Linked DNA regions of Mus musculus: region 2 is linked to region 1. Evidence: chromatin contacts called from ENCODE Hi-C or POLR2A ChIA-PET data. All regions are on one chromosome and are shown on one strand. The core of a region is the stretch at or near the end of the contact, and the rest is flanking DNA. Distances in the headings are between cores, read along the strand shown.

What was found. A loop is a pair of places that touch in the nucleus more often than their neighbours do. ChIA-PET counts read pairs that join two places held with the same protein, here RNA polymerase II (POLR2A).
Region 2: POLR2A ChIA-PET joins it to region 1 with 16 read pairs in Patski. The contact joins the enhancer-like site here to the promoter of Zzz3 in region 1. A Hi-C loop is called at or near these places in 1 of 37 maps with a recorded cell type or tissue (gastrocnemius). POLR2A ChIA-PET finds 5 or more read pairs at or near these places in 2 of 5 experiments (Patski and embryonic stem cell).

The regions. Positions count from the first base shown.
Region 1 is chr3:152,394,678-152,397,554 of GRCm38, reverse strand. It overlaps Zzz3 (zinc finger, ZZ domain containing 3), which reads right to left and starts at 1,552. Exons shown (of 14, transcript NM_001080755.2): 1 at 1,417-1,552.
Region 2 is chr3:152,762,057-152,764,817 of GRCm38, reverse strand. The region is part of intron 9 of Pigk (phosphatidylinositol glycan anchor biosynthesis, class K); the gene reads right to left. Among named protein-coding and RNA genes, the nearest start is that of Gm40181, 7.3 kb to the right of the region's middle. Within about 2 kb of position 1,262, at least 1 of the 3 ENCODE cell types and tissues checked has a DNase peak (open chromatin) inside an H3K27ac peak, as active enhancers do.

The DNA.
Region 1 (2,877 bases), core at 303-2,802:
TACAGATAGTATGCCTGTCTCAGAGCGAGGGGTGGGGCGGACAGGATAACTATGAATGAATTATCTATCTAGTTTCCCGATTGTGTAGCTTCCATACTTTTGAATACAAAGAAATGAAAACAAATATGGTAAACTGACTTGTGAGTGGCTGTTCTAAGTAGAAAAAAGTGATTGACTCATGAAGACACTTATGACCGACCTCAAATTTAAGAAGTAGCGGGATTTTTCGTTAAAACAAACCCACTACTATTTTCTGCAAAACAAAACCGGCACCCCAGAATACCAAAAATGGTAGCCCCAATCCCTACCGACGTGAGTTTATCAGCATGTACAGAACAAGGATTGTATTCTGACCTCGGGTACTGTCAGGGGTGAGGGGGCCTCCCAAACACTGCCAAAAGTTACTGTCAGCAGCCAGGGTGACGAGGAGAACTTCCCAATAGACAAGTGGGTGGCTAAATGACGCCCGGACACGAGAGATGCTATGCGTTCTGTTGGGAGACTGGGGGAAGATTCTGCAGCCACAGGCGACAGGAAAGTGGAGCTGTCTGCAGAGAGGGTAACTGGGCAGAGGGGGCGGCGGCGGGCGGGGCGGGCTGGCAGCGGCCTCCGGGCCGGCGAGCGAGCGCCGGGCAGCGGCCGGCGGGGAGGTCTCCGCAGGTGGCGGGCGCCCGGGGGCGGGAGGAGCGCGGCGCGCGACAGCCGCTCTGCACCGCCGCAGGCGACGGCGAGGCGCGCGCACGAAGGCTCCCGGCGCCCGGGCGCGCGCCCCGGCCCCTCCCCGACAACTTGCCTGCAGGAAAAGAGTTACTGGTCCCAGGGCCCCGAGAACCCGGGGCTCCGCCATCCAGCGCAACCGCTCTGCCAACCAGGTCCCGCGAGAGTCCGGAGATCTCGCGATACCGACCCGCTGGCATCTCGCGGGCGGGCGTGCGCTGGAGCCAACATGGCGGCGTGGGGGAAGCTAATCACTACTTCGGGACTTTGAACGTGTGGTTCGTCCTCGCACTGGGAGGCCGCGGGCAAACGGGAGGAGAGGCAAGCCTTCCCCGCCCTGGATTCCTCCTCTGAGTCGTCTGAGGGGAGAAGGAAAGGCGGGACGCCAAACTCAGCCCTCTGCCGCCCTCCGGACGCCACGGAGGACCGCGCTAGCCCTCAGCCGGCCTGGCCTCCGGTCACGTGGCCGTCACGTGAGCCCCGCGCGCGCGCCCGGCGCCTCCGCAGGCCTCCCCGCCCCCTCAGCCGCGAACGCGCGCGCCCGGCCCACGTGGGGGCGCCGCCGCCGCCGCCGCCTCGGCCACCCCCTCCCGGCGCTCGCTCGCTCTGAAGGGCTCCGGCCCCGCGCGCGCCTTTCCCTCCGCGCTCCGCTCCCGCCCCTGCGCCGGCCCCGCCACGCGCCCCGGGGATCCCGCTTACCTCTCGCGTGGGGCGGGCCGCTCCGGGAGGCGCCGCCCGCGTGGCCGCCGTCGGCCGCCGCACTGGCTCCAGCGCCCTCCGCCGCAGGAAGCGCCACAGCGGCGCCGCGGCGCTTCCAGGTGGGTCCCCGCCTCCCGCTCCTCCACTTCCCGCAGCAGCGGCGGCTCCTTCCGGTCCCCTCCTTCCTCGGCTCTGAGACGCTGGGAGCCGGGCGCTCGGCGCGCCACCTACTGGTGGCCGCGGCCGCTGCAGCGATCCCGACCCGGCCGGCCGGCGGGCGGGAGGATTCACCGGCCCAGCCCGCTGCGTGCTGTGATCCGCTCTACCTTCCCGGAGAGGCTCCCCGCCCGCGTCCCGACCTTGCCTGGCCCCGCGGCGCTTTCCGCACGACGCCCCGGACTGCCGCGCCAGCCGCCGCCCGCTCAGTACGCAGGCGCCCACCTCTCCAGCCTTTGCTCACCTCCCTCCCTAGGGCAGGACTCTTCCCCAGCTCCACCGCGACTCGTCGGCAGTCCCACCAGAGTACACCTTCTCCACCGCTTTTATTTTCCGTACCTTTAAACAGCACTACCCGCCAAGAATGAAGTCTCTTTAAAGGCAGGGCGTCTTTTCTCTTAGCTTTTGCCCACAGTTGTGTCCAGCACCAAGTATGGCTCAACCCATAGTGAAAACTGGTTATTTATGTAGCTCAGCGTGTGCTTACCGGAACTACGTGAAGCTCTGAGTTCAATCCATAACACCGCCCTTTCAAATATACAGTATTAGCAGTGCAGCAAAGTAATGCCCGCCTTCAGTTACAGGGATAAGTATTTCCTCTGGGTTGATAGCACCATAGGCCACCACTTCTGAGCTGTGGGGACGCTCATGCAACCCTTTGGCTATTAGATTGTGTTCCAAAAAATACCAAGTCCACTGGTAGAATCCATTAACTGGGGCTCTTCGCAACTGTGCAGTATGGCTTCAGTGCCTTTCTTTGTTTTCCTTAGCTGGAGCAGTTTTGTTTTTCCAAGGAAGTGGGTAAGTGTGGTTTCTTTTCAATTGCTCGTAAGTTATTAGATCATAGAAGTGGACTTGTATTTGGTTGTCTCCAATTCAACTCAGAGTAATATCTGCTCCAAAATAAAGAATACCAATTATAGTTATACTGACTATCACACCTGCCATCTTGTGTCTTAGAGACACTGCTCTCCATTGCCTTAATTTTCCTAGTAGTGGGGTCTATAAGGCCTCACCACAGCACACCCTCCCATGGTTTTTATTGAACTGTGTTGGACTTGCAATAGGCAGAGATATAAAAATAACACGATTTCCCAGCCAGGCAATATGCTACCTGCATAGGCTAGCTACTATTGGGATGGTCAGAATTTATCTGCTGCTGGGAGCATTGTCTAGCCACACACACACACACACACACACACACACACGCACGCACGCACGCACGCACGCACGCACGCGCGCGCC
Region 2 (2,761 bases), core at 13-2,512, 370 kb before region 1:
CAACTCAAGCAAAACTCAGCTAAGCACTGAACAGAGAGAAGCCCAAGTGACCAGCAACTATCATGAAGCACTCGGTGCCCTTAGTCATCACAGAGGCACCAGTTAAAACCACAATGAGATTCCATCTACATCAGGAAGAATGGCTAACAGCAAGACACGGATATTGGAATGGTGTTGGTGGGCATATAACCTTCTGCAGCTACAAGGAAAACCAACGTGGTGATTTCTAAGAAAGCAAATGCTACAGTTGCCATATGACCCACCCATCCCACTCCTGGGCACCCACCCGAAGAACTCTGCATCCTACCAAAGAGACCTGCACATCTGTGGTCACGGCCGCTCTAGTCACAGTAGCTAGGAAATACAGTCAGCCTAGACACTATTAACTCAAGTAACAACAAAAATGAGGTACACACACAATGGAATTCAAGTCATCCAATAACTTGAAACTATGAGATTTTCAAGAAATGGAAGAAACTGAAAAATATTCTATTACCTTAACTCTCTCATGTGTGTTCAGCTCTTTTATATATACACATCTATATCACAGGAGAAATATGATCTTTAAGTTGGGGGTGGGGAGACAGCAGAACCCGTGTGACATAGAAGGGACACGATGGTCTCACTCAGCGAGAGCAGATGGCAGACAGAATGTACAGTCTAGGATGTCAACCGAAAGAAATGATACATGGAAAGCTGACATTTTGGTAAGCTAATCAAAAAACAATTTTTAAAAATATTTTGAATGGGATATTCACCCTGTGGGGATGAATAAAGGTGTTTCCAGAGGTTACAGCCTATTAAACAAGAATCCCAGGACCAGGGCAAGGCACTTCTCAGGAGGTGACCATGGGTGCTCCCAAGAACCCCAAAACAACCCAGGCCACTGCCCTTAGTTTCCTACCATAACTAGTTGGTCAGACTGTGCTGCTCAAGATCACACAGGATTGACCCCAGACACAGAGAAAGCAAGCTGCAGCTGGGCTGGAACCTCCCCCCTGCTGGCTAGGCTGAAGCTGCCAGGGGGCGCCATGCAGCTCGCCCTCCGGGTACCAACACTGACGGCCAGGCAGCTTGAGAGCACTGGTACGGCGGGAAGCCTGCCCACCTCGGGGCTGGACTTGCCACAGGAAGGACCTCGCTTCGGACGCTCTCCGCTGGTCAAAAGCCTGTAGCTGGGAAGAGGGGCTGCAGGATGCAAGTCGCGCCTATCAAACGGCCTTCTCCAGAGCTCACATGCCCGCAGAGCTGCTCAGACAAGCTTCTTCCTCCAGTGGGCAGCAGTGACTGCAGACTCATAACTACTCAAAGTCGAGAGAATAAACTAAACGACAGTTTGAATACCTCGCCCGCTATACCTAGGACATATAGAACAGCCCCTCAAAGCTCGGGGGCACTGTGGAAGATGGAGCAGAGAGAACGGAAGAGTCAGCGGAAGTGAGATAGCTGTGGAAAGCTGACTTCCGGATACGACAGGACTTTGGCAATCGCAGACCCACAGCAGCCTTGACATCTGCACTGGACTGCAAGGCTGGGTCTGTCAGGACCCTTCCAGGGAAGAGCAAGGGATCCGTGGAGCCCCACCCTCTCCAGGACTCACAGGCAGTTAAAAGTTGATGGGGGAGGAGACAGAATTTCCACAGCCCTGTAGCTATAAGGTGTACATGCTCTGTAAACAGGCTTCCGCCCACGCTCCTGCAGACAGCCCTGAGGAGACTCACAGGGTCACCACAACTGATAGACAAAGGCAAGACAAGAAAGCATAGGGGAGCCAGCTGGGAAGAGGATTGGCAGAACTGGGGTGAATATGACCGACATACACCATGCACATGCATAAACCGACATAATGAAATCCATTGCTGTGGACAACTAATACATAATAATTAATTAAATTATATACTAATTAAATATATATACTAATTAAAACACTTAGTCCCAACACTTGGGAGGTAATATCAGGTGGACCAAGGTTCAAGACCAATCTCAGGGACACAGGAGTTTATGGGCAGCCTCTAATACATGAGAGCCAGTTCAACAGAAAAAGCTTTTAAAAGAAAAAACTTGTGAAAAAAAATGAGCAATTTTCTAATTTTTAAATTTTTCTTGTTGAACCATTTGAAAGTTGAGACACCATCAGTTATTATGTATTTCAGCATGCCTTCACAATGTCAACAATGTTTCAAAGACAGTGTGTAATTCACACTGAGTCTCATGTAGCTCACCAGTCTCACAGTGGTTAAATCAACCGCTCATAACTTTCCTGGAAATACTGGTTCTCTTCCACAGGTTGCACACTGTTTCCAGGAACCTGGCTCGATGTTCTTTCCAGTTAGGTGACTTCCATCCTAACGCACTGTTACCCTTGTACTCCTGCATCTTCGTTTCTCACTCGGAGGCTCGGGAGGCCTCTTCCTCCCTGCTTCTGCTGAGGTGACGCCCTAGCATACTTGGAGGATTGGCAGGGTAGACAGTCCCTCTCAGGTACCCACGACATAAGACCTTTCAATGCACACATTCTGCTTGAGCTCTGAAAAGGTTTCCAGTACAGTTTTTAACGCTATTTCTATTTCTATTCCATTTGATTTTCTAGTTTAAGCATTAAGCAAATATAATGGACCCCCCCCCCAGACTCTCTCTCTCTCTCTGATTTTTCCTGTTTTCTTCCTCACATTTCAGTGTTATTTTCCTGGCTCTTATTTCTAGTCTTTATTCCTTTCACTGAACTTGTGGTAACACACTCCTCCCCTGGGTGTCTTGTAAT